Linked DNA regions of Homo sapiens: region 1 is linked to region 2. A link is a loop called in an ENCODE intact Hi-C map of the cell type or tissue named here. Cell type or tissue: heart left ventricle. All regions are shown on one strand.

Region 1 (8,000 bases), 120 kb after region 2:
TTTCATCATTTGTGTATTATTCAGAGGGGTCTCATGCTTACAGCACGTGAAATGAGCATCTATTTGAGGTATAAAATTAATCTCTCTAAAATGTATATATCGATATTATTCAACAAGACAAGTCATTGGCCCTGTCTCCACAATTGTGTGACTCTTAAGGTTAAGGACAAGGGATATGGTCTCAGATAGACCTGAGTCCAAATTTTGGCTTCAGTACTTAATAAGTGTGTAGTTACAAATTCCTTGGCTTTTTTAAACCTCTAATTCCGCTTTTACAAAATGGGATGTTAATAGCAATAGCTCAAAATAATTAAGTGACAGAAAACACCTAAGACATACTAAATACTAAATGATAGCAATTATCATCATAATCATCATCCAAACAGTCAATAAAACACTCTAGGTCCTGGAGAAAGGGTGAAACACCAGTCAGAGAGGAAAATAACAGACAAGGAGTTGAGGCCTGTTTTCAAGTCCTGCATCTGTTTTCCATCTCTTTGTGTGTCCAAATATCCATTTCTCCAACTTTCACTATTTCCTCTTCATTGGAGAGGATGTAGTAACCCTTGCCCTACTTAGTAATCTCATGAAAGAACAAAAAGATGCTAAGGAAATTACCTGCTCCAGGTGTCACAAACTCAAATGCTTACAGGGTCCAGGCAGCAAATTGAAATGAGCCAAGCGCATAGGTGGAAATAAAGTCTACTGGGAGCAGAGGGCCCTGAAAACCACATACCTCATCTTTTAAATGGTGGCAAGTTGCTACTTAATTCCAGCTACCTGTTACCAGTTGCTAGGATTTTCCAGAAAGAATTCAATATCTAGAGTTTTCCATGAAGTCTCTGAAGGTTTAAATGTTGATGCCTAATTCAAAAGTTAAAAACTCTCTATTCGCCAAACAAAATCCATCTGTGAATACCAATTTAGGATTGCTAATATAATACAATTTTATCTCCTTTTGTAATGCAGGAGAAAATAGAGGCACACCAAGGTCTAGCAATGTGCCCAAAGTCACACAGCCAGTTCATATTGCTGAGGATGAAATGACATCATAGGTTTTTCTCCCTGCTCAGAAGCTCTTTGCCACCCTCCATTTGGCATTTCCAAGGTGCCTTTTATTATCATCTATGGTCATATGTGCATATATTTGTTCCCCCGGTAAGCTCTTTGGAGCCATTTCCCATGTCTTGCTCTGCCTAGTATTGTGTGTCTCTGCCTGCACTGATCATAGTTCAATGTGAGAAATGCAAGCTCAGTTATAATTTGTCCAGTGAATGATAGGCACAGCATGACAGCCCATCTGTGTCCTGAAGGCAGGGCTTACAAAGGTTCAGTTGTGAGGGATAACCTTCTACTGAGGGTCATTTTCTAAACAGCAAAATACATAGATGTCATCACAATGTTTTATAGTCTAAAAGATAGTTTTATTTGGAAAAACCCCACACTTTTAGGTAGACAAAATGGTAAATTTTGTTGAGCACTTCTAGATGTGAGGCCTGAATCAAAGAGTTTATATGAATCATTTTATCTTTACAACAATCCTATGAGGTAGATATTATTATTATAATTCCCATTTTGTAGGTCAGGAAACTGAGGCACAGGAAGGTAAACTAAATCATTCAGTGTCACAATGCTAGAGAGGCAGAGACAGGATATGAAGGAGGCAGCCTGACCCCAGAGCCAATGCTCTTACACACTCAATGCACCATTGTCCTTGGATGATCTAATGTAATCTTCACAATAACCTTATGAGATAGATCTTGTCTCCATTTTGTAGATGAGTACACTAAGCACAAAGGAAGCCAAATGTTTGCTAGGGGTTGCATAGCTAATAAACAGCAATTAGGATTGCTGCCATTTTTCAAGAAACCTTTGTGGGAAAGGAATATTGGGACCACAATTCTCTCAGTTGTTTTCTTAGTCCTTAATATTTTCTCACCGCCTTTTCTCAGAGACTGGCTCCAGAAGGATGCCCAGGTCCCCAGATAGGGCACTCAGTGCTGTGGTGGGAAGAAGGGGAAGAGGAATGGCCTTCTGCTCACTGATATCACTAGAACGTAAGCCCCACTTGTTAGCAACCATGTGTTTTCTTGCTTTAGCATGCCTAAAGTCTGCACTCTGTAAAATTGTTTGAACTATCCTGTTATGTCCCAAGTACATTTTAAAGATTCAGAAGAGAGGAAAACTTTTAAATTTAAAAATATATATATTAGCAAAATGACAAAAGGTGAAAAGCACAGTTTGGTTGAATGTATTTTTTTTTTTCCTTTGAGACGGAGATTTGCTCTCATTGCCAAGGCTGGAGTGCAATGACAGATCTCGGCTCACTGCAACCTGTGCCTCCCAGGTTCAAGCGATTCTCCTGCCTCAGCCTCCCAAGTAGCTAGGATTACAGGTGCCCGCCACCATGCCTGGCTCATTTTTGAATTTTTAGTAGAGACAAGGTTTCTCCATGTTGGCCAGCCTGGTCTCAAACTCCTAACCTCAAGCGATCCACCTGCCTCGGCCTCCCAAAGTGCTGGGATTAAAGGTGTGAGCCACAATGCCCAGCCGAATGTGTCTTTTCAATGCTAACAAAGAATTATTTAAAAGGAAGGATGAGAGTAATCTGTTGAGAACTGATAGTCAGTTGGGTCTCAAAATAGTGTACAGAGAGGTCAGAAGGAGAAAAGGCAGAGAAATAGGGCAGGGCCCCTGGAGAAGGAAGCAGGGACAAGCCTCAGTCTGAGGCTCCACCTGTGCACTGCTGTCTGCTCTCCCTGTCCCCTCCAGCGCCCCTCCTCCAAGGTTACTCCTCCCCACAACACTGGGTTGTAAGCACACGGGGCCTAGAGAGAAAGACCCCTTCCTCCCACTGTCCAGAGACACCGTAGGACCAGATAGCATCCCTCAGGTTATAATGTCTGGAGGGTCCCTTGCTTTATTTTCACCATTTCCTTATCAGTCCTCATAAGGTACCTGTGAGATTGGCTGCCTATCCTGGGCATAATTATCCCCATTGGATAGACTCTGGCACTGAAACAGGAAATCCAGCCTAGTGAATAGCAGAGGCAGGATTCTCAGCTAAGACATCTGACTTCAATGCTAGTGCTTCTCCTCTACTTAGGCTGCCTCCGAAGACCTGGGATCTTCTGAAGGGTGAAGTGCACACCAGTGGAAGGTATCTTTCTTTTGGGGAAGCAGATTCTCCTCACCTTTTCTCTGTTCTCAAAGCTTGCCATATGCTTACACCACAGCCATTGGTCAAGCTTGGCAACTACAATGGCCTATTGACCATAGGGATTGGTCTAAGAAATGGGTATGTAACCTAAAATAATCCAATTCAAATTAATCTCTGTAAGTTTCCAGACCTGAGTTCAGAAATAAGCACTGCGTAATAGTCAGGGCAGTAGATGCCCCAACATCCATTCATCCCCAGATCATTTTTCTAAGTCAATGATGGTATTCTCATCCCTCTTATCAGGAATTGAGTCAACAGCTGTCATGTGTCCCAGTTTTGGCCAATCAAGGGAAATATGCTACAGGTATGCTGGGAAAGTTTTCTCTTTCCTGAGAAGAAGACACAGACTATCACTGGTTCTACATGTGACACTTGGAACTAGTTCAACCCTTTCATCACCAGCTTAAAGATGAAGCCAGCACTGAGAACAGAAACAGGAAGCAGAAAGACCCAGAGTCCATGAGGACAGTATCCAGCCACTGCCTGAATGTTGCCTAGAGACTGCCCTGCCTCTGAACTTGGAGTTATGTGATGTAATAAACTGTATTTATATTTGTTTGTGCCAGAGTTTTCTGTTAATTGCAAGCAAAAGCTTCTTTTGTGTGTTTTCTGTTAATTGCAGTCAAAAGCTTTCTTTTCCTTTCAGGCCACACACATGACATAAAACTGACCCTGGAGCTTCTGCCCCACATCATCGAAAGCAACTGCAAGAAGCAGAAATGAGACAGGAGGGGAAAGAGATCTGACAGTGTTGAGGTCCCTCGGTTCTGTGACCCTGCTCTGCGCCTCCCTCTGGACTTGAGAAAGCTTGGGTCTTTCCAACTCCATGTCCCACAACAAATTCCCTGTGAGCCCTCAGCAGGGATGTATCAGTCTATTCTCATGCTGCTAATAAAGACATACCAGAGACTGGGAAATTTATAAAGGAAAGAGGTTTAATTGACTCAGAGTTCAACATGGCTGGAGAGGCCTCAGGAAACTTACAATCATGGCAGAAAGGGAAGCAAACATGTCCTTCTTCACACGGCGGCATCAAAAAAAGTATCAAGTAAAAGGGAAAAGCCCCTTATAAAACCCTCATATCTCGTGAGAACTTACTGTCTCAAGAACAGCATGAGGGTAACCTCCCCCGTGATTAAATTACCTCCCGTGGGGTCCCTCCTATGGCACGTGGGGATTATGGGAACCACAATCCAAGATAAGATTTGGGTGGAGACACAGCCAAACCATATCAGATAGGGTCTGCACAACAGCGGAAGGAGCCCTAGTTAAGTGCTGGGAAAGGAAGTTTTAGTCCTGCTCTTACCACCGACTTGCTGAGCAACTCTGGATCAGTCTCTTCACTGGACCTCTTATACCACCTATAAATGAGGAGTTTGATGGAATATCTTTCACGATTAAGAAACGTGTCCCAGTAATTCCACTCCTGTGAATATATCCTACAAGTAAACTCAAATGAACACTGAAAGATGCAGCACAGAGATGCCCGTTGCAGCATTATGTGTAGTAGCAACCTGTCTACCCAAAAGTTGTGTAAATGAGCTACCACATGCGCCAAATCGGGCTCACAGCCTGTTGAGGTATGACTTGTGAGCTAAAAATGGTCTTTACATCTTCAAAGCATTGTTAAAAAGAGAAATAGGACAAGAAAGAGGAGGAAGAAGAGAAAGGGGAGGAGAAATAGGTGGTACAGAGATCCTATGACCAACAAAGCCTACAATATTAGGTATCTGGTCTTTTGCAGAATACATTCGTTGGTCTGTAAGCTATAGTATAAACTTCCTGTGAAATAAACGGGCCATTGAAAACAGAAAAAAAACCCTCATGCGCTGACATGAAAGGAGATCTACTACATATTGTTAAATAAAAAATGCAAGTATCAGAACAGCATGAGTAGTCTGATTACATTTGTGTCAAAATACAGGATGCAAGTTATTTATAATGTATATGCAAATAAAATATCTGAAAGGACACGCAAGAAACTTAACAGTTATTGCCTCTGGGGAAATTAGACTGAAATGAAGGTAGTGATAGGGAGAAAAATCCTTTTATATTTTACTGTATTTTCTTCTCCACTCAGATTTTTACTATAAGCACGTTATGGCTTTCACCACAAAAATGAGCCAGTTGGACAGTACGATCTCCTGGGACACCTTCAGTTCTGAGTCTCTCTAGAATAATAACTTCTAACACTGAGTTACTATTTTTTCCAATTTGCTACTACTATGATAAACACATTCAACTTTTTGCTTCTTTTAATCTTCATAACCACCTCCTGAGGTTATGAACACTTTCTGCCAGATGAGGAGCCTCAGACCCAGAACTGTGATTTTTACCCGAGGATTCGAGGCTCTGTCTCCACTGCCTCAGTTTCAACAGCAACACCATCTGGCCTACCTGAGTGTCTGAGTGAGTCAGAGCGGGTCAGAGTGAGGTTAGCTAAATAAGCAGAAAAGAGCAAAAGATATAACATATGATTTAAAGAAGGCCAGAAAGGTAATATAGCCAAATAATTCTCTTTCTTGAGTCCATTTTAGACTGCTAATGAACAGAAGGCCAGGGTGAGAGGTAAATTTTTCACTTGGAAGTAAAGGAAAAAGGGTAAGTGCTTTTGATCACCCCTCAAATCATATGTAAATGGAGCCTACTCTGTCCATGGGGGAGGCTGTATGACCATGGGTAAACCGAAGGCCCTCTCTGAACCTCACAGCTCTTATTTCTAAAATGGGGAGGTTAGCCTGGATCAGGCAGGGATCATATACTGTTGGGTTACAAAGTGTTTACAAGGCCAAGCTGATCAAGATAATGGATCAGGGTGGAAACTGTAGGGAACTAGAGAATTCTTGACCTATTTAAAGCAGGGCAGAGTCTTTTTTTTACTTATAGATTGCTGCCAAGGGGGAATGCAGACCAGTGTCATCAAATGATCTGGTTTTCAAGAGAAGCCAGAAATTCAAATTTCTAAATGAAAAAAAAAAAATCAAATTTTAAAATTGTGTCATCTCATCCTAACATTGAAAAAAAAAAAAAAAAGAGCACTCTAGTGCCAAAACAAATGCATCCACGCATAGCCTACAGGCCTGCCAATCTGCCTCTAACAGAAAAGGTCATCAGGGACACTTGGAGCTCCAAGTCATTGAGTCCCTGATGCGGGTTGTAAGGGCTGCATTCCCCAAAGGGCAAATTCCATTAAGCTTCCATTTGAAACATCTATCACAACCCTACCTGTTTCCTTTCTCCCAGTTACATCTCCTGCTCACCCCAGCAAATAACAATTGGCAAAATCCAGAAAGTGAAAGTGCCAAGCAAGAGGAGGAATAAAGCATTGACTTCAGCCATCTGTAGCCAGCAACAGGAGATGAAGTACACCCTGAGGAAGTCAAGGCATCCTTTGCTCACATGACTGACTGTCTCTTTCCTGGGGACAATCCCTACAGAAATGGCAGAAAAGTCTCTCTCTCTTTCCCCTCCTGCATTCAAGCAGCCACTTGCCTCCTTTCTTTCCCCTCTGCCAGTATCCTCAGCTTTTTTTCGCCCACACCAGCGATTTCCATGCACGGGAACAACACTCCATCTAGAAGTGACAAGCCCCCACCACCAGCAGACTGTGACGGCCCAGCTTGTTCTTCATTCTGACGTGGCTGCAAGCAACACTAGGCTCCTTGGCGACAACCTCAAGGTGATTGGAATACTGAAAGCCCCAAGATGGGTGTGTTCATGTGCACGTGCACACGTGATAAGAACAGCAATCATTCGAGCTCTTGACAGCCCTCACACTGTAGGAGCAGGAGAAGCAATCCATACAAGGGAAATGGGAAAATAAAAACTGCCATATTCAAGCATCAGCCATGACCCCCTATTGCATGCAGAATAAAGCCAAATTCCTGCATTCAAGGCCACCTACCTCCCAGTAGCTTTTCCAGTCTCATCTTGAACCACACTGTCTCTAGAAAGCTATACATCAGTTACTTAAATATTTTCCCTAAACTCTCCCACCTCCCAGTTTGCTCACTCTAGCTAGAAGGTGCTTCCATTTGGAAAGAGGTAGATTTTTATGTTTAATGAAAAAAAAAAACTTAGGAAATTTTGTTCTAGCAGTTCCATTACAGAACCACCAAAAATAATTTCCAACTAATACCACTAGGCAATCATGGAACTAATGGTAAATATTATTTATTGAGCACCTACTATGTGCCAGATACTATACTGAATGCTTTATCTGCCTTACGTTATTTCACTCTCACAACCACTCTATTAGATGAGAACACAGAGGCACATAAAAGCTTAAAGGATACCCTATCCAATATCACACAGCCAACGCATGGCAAAGCCAGGAGTCAAGCCCAGGACCTCTGTCTCCAGAGCTTTCAGCCTCACCACTGGGATATATTGTCTTTCTATGGGAAGATGCGTATCGAGGAAAGGGAAATGAAACAGGATGGGGTAGTCTGAGTTTTAGTCCCTGCTGGGTCTTTGTCACTTTGGACAGGTCATTTCACCACTCTAAGCCTCTGTTTGGCCCTTCTCTAAAATCAGAGTCTAAATATAAGACCCAAAGGATGCGGTTTGTGATGCCATATACAAGTAATTTCATCCAGATTTATTACAAAAGAGATAAGGGGAAAAAGAATAGCACAACTGAGCTTAAGGGAATAGAATGTTTGGGGAACATAACCAAAATGGGGTGGCAAACAGAGATGTGGATAAGTTAAGCCACGGAATGATCTAAAAGTACACTTCTCTGAGACAGCCTTTGGAGAGGCCTGTTGTGACTGAAGGG
Region 2 (8,000 bases):
GTTTTAAGCTGATTCTTATATACATGGTGAGATGAGGATCAATTTTCATTCTGCATGTGGATATTTAGTTTTACCAACTAAAGGGAATGAAGAGAATGTTATTTCCCTGTTGTGTGTTCTTGGCACCTTTGTTGAAAATTAATTGGCCACAGTTGTGTAGGTTAATTTTGGATAAGGAGTTAATATCCAAAATATACAATTAACTCAAACTACTCAATAACATGAAAACAAATAACTCTATTTTAAGGGCAAAGAAGCTGAATAAACATTTCTCAAAAGGAGACATAAGAATGGCCAACAGATATATTAAAAAATGTTCGACATCTCTAATCATCAGAGAAATGCATATTAAAACTAAAATGAGATATTACCTCGTGCCTGTTAAATTAGCCATGATCAAAAAGATGAAAGATAAGTGTTGATGAGGATGTGGAGAAAAGGGAACCCTTGTACACTGTTGGTAGTATTGCAAATTAGTACAGCCATTTTGGAAAACAGTATGAAGGCTCTTCAAAAATTTAAAAATAGAATTACCATATGATCCAGCAATCCCACTTTTGGGAATATATCCAAAGAAAATGCCATCAGTATGTTGAAGAGTTATCTGCACTCCTATGTTCACTGCAGCATTATTCACAATAGCCAAGATAGGGAATCAACCTAAGTGCCTATCAATAGATGAATGGATTTTTTAAATGCAGTATATGCACACAATGCCATACTATTACTCCTTAAAAAGCAGGAAATCCTTTCATTTAAGATAATATGAATGAACTTAGAGGACATCATGCCAAGTGAAATGAGCTAAGCACAGAGAGACAAATACCACATGATCTCATCTCGTTTGTATGTTGGATCTAAAAAAAGTTGAACTCAGAATTAGAGAGTAGACAGCAGACTAACACAGGAACAAAAAACCAAACACTGCATGTTATTACTCATAAGTGGGAGACGAACAATGAGAACACATGGACAAAAAAAAAAAAAAGTAGAGAGTAGAATGGTGGTTACCAGAGGCTGGAGGTGGGGCAGGGGGTTGTGGACAGGGAAAGGAGAGATGTTGGTTGAAGTTTCAGTTAGGAGGAAAAGGTTCTGGTGGTCTATTACATAGCATGGTAATTACAGTTAATAATTCAAAAGACTGGATTTTAAATCTCACCACAAAGAAACTGTAAGTATTTGAGATGATGGATCCACCTAATTTGATCATTTCACAATGTGTTCATGTATTGAAACATCACATCACATTGTACCCCATAAATATGTATAATTAACATTTGTTAGTTAAAAATAAAATTTTAAAAAGGCAAGTGAGAACAATCATGTAGCACCCTGTAGGCCACAGTGAAGAATTTGAGTTTTATTCTAAGGTGGCTGGAAGCCACTGAAAGTTTTACGCAGGGTAGGACACTATACAACTTATATCTTACAGAGATCATGCACTTGACTTATAAAAACACTCCATGCAGGATCCTTCCTATTCTTTCCTGGTTTGTAGAAATCTCTGAGGCCCTAAAAGAGCTCAGAGTATCAAGACAAAGGTACCCTGTTGGGGCTCCTAGATAATCATATGAGTGGCCCCATGCTAACCAGGAACACTAATGTTGAGTTGTTATGGAGTAAAAATTCACTTTATTTTATTAAGCCAATGAGAAAAGAAAGGAGGAAAAGAGAGAGAGACGGAATAAGAGGAGGAGAGAGGGAGAGGGAAGGATTATTCTGGCTGTTACATAAAGAATTCAAATGTGGGGTCAGGGAATGAACAAAACAGGAAGTATAAAGACCTTCTCTTTATTTCCCTTGTAATACTTTACATAGAACAGGTTCGTTCTCTGTCTCTCTGTCTCTTCTTTCTTCCTTTCTTCCCTTCCTTTTCTATCCCTTTCCTTCCCTCCCTCCCTCCTTCCTTCCTTTTCTTTCATGGATTCAGTCAAAAACCAGCTAAACTATGGCACGAACAAGTAGACAACCACCTTCCTTATAGACGCTGGCTGTTAGGGAAAGCAACAGAAAATAAAAGTGGCAGCCCAAGTTGACCTAAGACAACATCCACCAGGTACCCTACTTCCCCTTTCAGAGCTAGGTTTGATCTTTTTTTCATCAGATGATGATGATGATATCAAACCTCAGACTGCCTTTTCGAGTCCTTGGCAGATACGCAACATTGGCTTTCACACCATTGACTACAAAAATAACAAGGCACAGGTAATTGAGTTGCAGTCTGTAACCAGGTAATTGCTAACCCAGGACCTCCTTTGCCAGATCCTCCTACTGCCCAAGCACTATATGTACATTACATGTGTATCTATATTCATATTTACTCACCAAGAAGCATTCATTAAGCACCTACTTTGTACTAGGCACAGTTCTGAGTGCTAGTTATACAATAGTGAGGCAAATAGACAAAATCTCTGCTCTTTTCTCACTACATTAGTCAAAAACCACGGACAAGACAGATGAGACCCCTAGTCTCATAGACAAATACACATCATTTCAGATGCAGATAAAAGGTATGAAGAAAATAATAGACTGTAATAAAATAGAGTGTCTGAAGAAAGAGCAGCAGAATGCAAAGTGGGGCAGGCATGGAAGCTGGCATTCTTTTACGGAGGAAAGAGGTGATAAACAAACAAGCAAAATGTGTCCAATGGATAAAGCAGGGAGGATTGGAGCAATGATGAAAAGAATATTAAGAAGTGGGTTAATATAAAGTCATGTTTTCAAGCCTTGTGATTTTTTAGTTATGGGGGTCAGGGAAAAGAAAGGAGTCAAGGATGTCTCCTCTACTTCTGGTTTGTGCACTGGATGGTGGTGTCATTTAGGGACACTGAAGGAAAACCAAATTTGTGGGGAGAAGATCCTGAGTTTTGTTCTGAACGTTCCTCTGTGATGTTCAAATGGCGACATCAAGTAGATAGACAATCAGCATCAATGACATTCAGATGATAATTGACATTTTGAGCATGGATGAGAGTTCATAAAAATCTGATCTACACTGCAGGTTGGTATGACAGCCCCATGAATTTGTTCATGAACAGACTCTTCTACTTTCCTCTCTACCATCCTAAGATTGTGGCCCTTGTCACATGGTTCAAGATGGCTACTAGAGCTCCAGCTGTTAAGTCTGGTCAGGCAGGAAGCACACTAGTGTTTCCTCTCTGCCATTAGCTTGCTTTTAGGCCTTAGCAAACTCATTTCCCCCCTTGGACCAGTTTGTCCATTCAATTTGTCAAGTTCCTTGTTGTTTTATCACATCCTGACTCTGTGTCAGAATGGGAGTTGACTGGCTTCCAACCAAAGCCAGTCAACTATTTAACTATTTCATTTCTTATTGGTGCTTTGGATGGGAGTTTTCCAGGGAACTCAGGGTAATTGCTTTTGTCTCTGTTTCCCAAGGGGCTGACTTTGATTCAACACTCTTCTCATCTGCAGGTTAAATTTGGGTCTTTTATCTGCATTAAACTTACCGGGAACTATCCTTTATGTGGTGTCAAACACATCACATGGCTGGCTATTACTGGCTGAATTTAGACTCGCCCTTTCAGCTAAAGATCCTGGGTTGTGCTCTGATGGTCGGGGCTGAGCAAGTTGACTTTCATCTCCCTTGGGATCCTCTCTCTGAGAGCTGTGGGTAATCTGAACCAGCCACTGGGTGTCAGCATTGCTTTGTCCATTTAAAGGAAAAGTAGATATTTGTGTGGTTTGGGAGTTGTTCATGCAGTAAGTTTGGGCTCTAAAGTGAGCACAACCACTTTACAATTCACATTTTACACAATTCACATTTTTTTGGCACTTAGCATCAACCAAAGGAGTTCGCTTCTCTATCATTACATCCGGACTCTTCCTGCTCGTTTTGGCTCTTCCATGTCCCTCACCTGGATTACTGCAACAATCCCCATTTCCAGTTTTGTGTTGCTGAAGTCTATCTTTTTCATCCAGTTACAATCAGGACTGTAACAGGCTCATTTGCTAATAATAAGCCACCTGTCACTGGAGGTTTGCAAACAGAAGGAGGAAAACTACCTGGCAGGAATTTTTGTAGAGAAAAATTTATGTAAATAAATGTATTATAAATATAAATATAAACACACATATATGTTATATATATGTATATAGTCACAGGTTATAAATATTTGGTCCACAATGGCCAGCATATATAACAATGGTCCCATAAGATTATAATAACCTATGTTACTATATCTTTTCTATTTTTAGATATGTTTAGATACACAAATACCATTGTGTTACAATTCCCCACAGCATTCAATATAGTAACAAGTTGTACAGGATTGTAGCCTAGGAGTCATAGGCTATACCATATAGCCTAGGTGTGTAGCAGGCTATACCACCTAGGTTTGTGTAAATATGCTCTATGACAGCAGTCCCCAACCTTTTTGGCACCAGGGACCAGTTTTGTGGAAGACAATTTTCCCCAAGCAGGGAAGGGGGATGGTTTCCAGATGAAACTGTTCCACCTTGGATCATCAGGATTAGATTCTCATAAAGAGCACACAACCTAGATTCTTTGCATATGCAGTTTGCAATAGGGTTCATGCTCTTATGAGTATCTAATGCCTCTGCCGATCTGACAGGAGGCAGAGCTCAGGTGATAATGCTGGCTCACCCACCACTCCTGCTGTGTGGCTCAATTCCCAATAGGCCACAGACCTGTACCAGTCTGTGGCCTGGGGTTTGGGGACCCCTGTTCTAATCTATCTTTTTAGCAAAGAGAAAACATGTCTCAGGCTCAGAGCCTTGGCAGGTATATTAGCTATCTATTGCCACATTAATATCTGTAGGAAACAAAAACAACTCAGTGCCTTTCAACAATAAACTTTTATTTAGCTCAGGAATCTGCAGGTCTGTCTTTAAGACCAGTGGTTCTTTGTTCTTGGTCTGGACTTGCCTCAAAGTCATGCGGTTACATTCACAGCTGGTTCTTGGCTGGGATGACTGGACTCTGCTTCATGTATTTCTCACATCTTTTCAGTACATTATCCCAGGCATGTTCTCATTGCAGAGGAGCTATCCCAGTCACACAAGAGTTTTTCACGCTTCTGTATGTGTCAAATCTGCTAAAACAACATTGGGGAGAGCAAGTATTATGGCTGAATTCAGAATCAAGAGATGGAGACAGGAACTTGCCTAGTAGTGAGGGAGACCCAAAGTCATGTGGCAAAGAATATGACACAAGGTGGGATGAAAGATTCATTAATGGTCTCAGTGCATCTACTAGAGCAGGCAAGGTTGTCTAGCCAGAATTTAGTAGAATGTCTTTTGTTGTATTTTTTAAACTTTCTTTTGTGCCAAGTGATGAAGGTTTTCAATGACGGTAGTAATACAAAGTTTCTTTTAAAAAAAAATTTGAGACAAATGTAGGTGAATGTAAAAAAATCTTTTTCAAAAAGTAGGCCATGTTATACAGAGGTATGGCAAAAGTTATCAGAGGAAGGGAGTGACAAGTTAAGAAAACTGAAACAGGATGACTGTAATTGAGACTGCAAGCAGGGGATGCATGCAAGAAATGTTGCAGACTAAGCAAAATCAGGTTACTCCATGTGAACACACTCCATGTGTTCTGCTGAGTTAGGCTAAACAAACATTTGTTGAGTGTCAACTACCTGCTTGACACAGTAGCAGAAGCCCGAGTAATAAAGATGAAAAGCTCAAAATCCCTCCTAAGGCAGTAACTATAACTTTGACATACTAGGGTAAACTGTACATATAGTTGATGTGTTTCTGGGTATCTACAGAAATAGCACTAAGCTTAGGCTGGGAAGTGGGCTTTGGGAAAGGACTTCCCAGAGAAGGCTCTGGAAGGATGAATAGAGGGTGCCCTGGTGAAAAGGGTAAGAGAGGCAAGAAGGGGGGTCTCCAGGCTTGAGCCTTTAAAGGCATGCAGAATATAAAATTCTCCTTGGAAATTTCATTCTTACTGAAGCCCCATGTTTGAGACAGGACATGAGACTAACTGTTGGGAGCAGCCAGGCGTAGACATCTCTAAGCTAGAATTCTGAGTTAGGCAGCTTAGAATTTATCCGGTTATGAACAACAGGGAGTCATGGAAGGTTCTTAAGCAGAGAAAAGACACAGTTAGTTTCGTGTTTTAGAAACTTGCCCACCTATCCCTGCATCCAAAGAGATATCACATCTAATCTAGCCACATTTAGCTATATATAAAAATACACAAGCAGCCATGTGTCACTTAATGATGGGTATACATTCTGAGAAATGTATCATTAGGCAATTTTATTGTTGTATAGACATCATAGAGCAGGGGTCCTCAAGCCCCAGGCTATGGACTGGTACCAGTCTATGGCCTGTTAGGAACTGGGCAACACAGCAGGAAGTCAGTAGCAGGTGAAAAAGCATTATCAGCTGAGCTCTGCCTCCTGTTAGATCAGTGGCAGCATTAGATTCTCATAGAACCATGAACCCTATTGTGAACTGTATATGTGAGGGATCTACGTTGCATGCTTCTTATGAGAATCTAATGCCTGATGATCTGAGGTGGAATAGTTCCATCCCAAAATCATCCCCCAACCATCTGTGGAAAAATCGTCTTCCACAAAACTGGTTCCTGGTGCCAAAAAGGTTGGGGATGGCTGGATTAGAAAGTATTAGAGAAGTGTTACAATGTACACACAGGTCAAGACATCACAGAATAACCCACCCTCCATGCCCAATGTACCCCATAAATATACACAATTATTATTTGTCAATTAAAAATAAACAAAATTTAAAAAGAGAAAGTGTTAGAGAAGTGTTAAAATACTAGCACCCAATTCAGAATGTCTCCCTGAAATAATTAGACAGAATGAAATGAAACTGCAAAGGGAATAATTGTCTCACTTCATAACTCAAATGTGATTTATAATAGTTTACATATAAAATTACCTCTCCCACACTTTGTGATAGACTGCCCTAGTTCTCACCATTTCTAACTTTTTTGTGAACAAAGGATGCTTCCAAAATTGTCTTAGGCTCATTGCCTAAAAACTAAAGCCCAAATTTGATTCAAATTCTAGGTGTTCCATGATTGGTCCCAGCTTTGCTCCCCGCCCCACGCTTACACCCACTGTGTCCCTTTCTTTGCATAACCAGTGCAACAACCCAACTTCTTCAATGTTTATTGAGCACCAATGGCAGCTGCTTAGGCAGAGCCAGACCCTAGCTAGGAGGTGGGGGAAAAGGTGATGATTAAGATGCAGCCTTCACTTTTATCAAGCTCTCAGCTTCTAAGTAAAACATGGAAGCAGCCACATAACTCTACTGTAGTGTGTAAAAAGTAATTCCAGAAAACTATAGAAATCCATAGGATTGGTATCTAACACAAACAGTCAGAAGTAGGTGAAGCTTGATTTAGAGATGGATCTGAAGGGGAATTCATGCCATTATATAAAACGAAACCTCTCCAGAGTCTTCTGCCACAATCTGGAATAAGTATATACTTTTCTGGACCCCTATCGTACTTCATAGCACATCTTTTATTATTTATACTTCATTCATCCATTCTCTTAGACTATTGACTCTTTGAGAACATTGATCATTTATCTTTGCACCCACCACAGCAGTAGCAGGTCATGAAGCAAATACCAGATACTGGCACATGTTTGGTTGATGGATGGGTGAATAGATGGATAAATGGATGGGTGAAAGAGAAGCTTTTGGCACATTTAAGTGTCTTCATTTAGGTAGCTACCTAATCCTGCGATTCCCAAATCTGGCAGCCCATGAAGTGTATTTAGGGAGCTTTAAAATATATATTCCCTGGGACCTGCTTCCTTAGAATATTCTGATTTGACAGACATAGGGTGGGTCTCAGTAGCCTATATTTTAGCACACTTACCAGAAGATCCTGATGCATCTGGTCCAAGGACTGCATGCTTAGGGATCATAAGGCTAACTCACCTGAGTGTCACATTGGCTCCATACTCTCACGTGTCCTATTTTTGAGATGCTTGGCCTCCTTTTCACCGATGGTTCAGCCTACTCAGATA

What was found. Hi-C counts contacts between places; a loop is a spot of excess contacts. Peaks named below come from ENCODE experiments on the same cell type or tissue, not always from the same donor. Only the 100,000 strongest peaks of a DNase experiment are listed, where the experiment ranks them.
Region 1: a loop joins it to region 2, with 3 times the contacts of the local background. A loop is called at or near these places in 16 of 110 quality-filtered maps.

What each region holds. Positions count from the first base shown.
Region 1 is chr5:152,143,140-152,151,139 of GRCh38, reverse strand. All of the region lies in intron 1 of LINC01933 (long intergenic non-protein coding RNA 1933), which reads right to left. Among named protein-coding and RNA genes, the nearest start is that of LINC01933, 190 kb to the right of the region's middle. In heart left ventricle, a CTCF peak has its summit at 7,895; no DNase peak of the experiment used is centred here.
Region 2 is chr5:152,267,267-152,275,266 of GRCh38, reverse strand. It overlaps LINC01933 (long intergenic non-protein coding RNA 1933), which reads right to left. Exons shown (of 3, transcript NR_109876.1): 2 at 7,912-8,000; 3 at 4,818-5,072. Among named protein-coding and RNA genes, the nearest start is that of NMUR2, 130 kb to the left of the region's middle. In heart left ventricle, a CTCF peak has its summit at 3,639 (motif pointing right); no DNase peak of the experiment used is centred here; H3K27ac peaks cover 2,048 bases.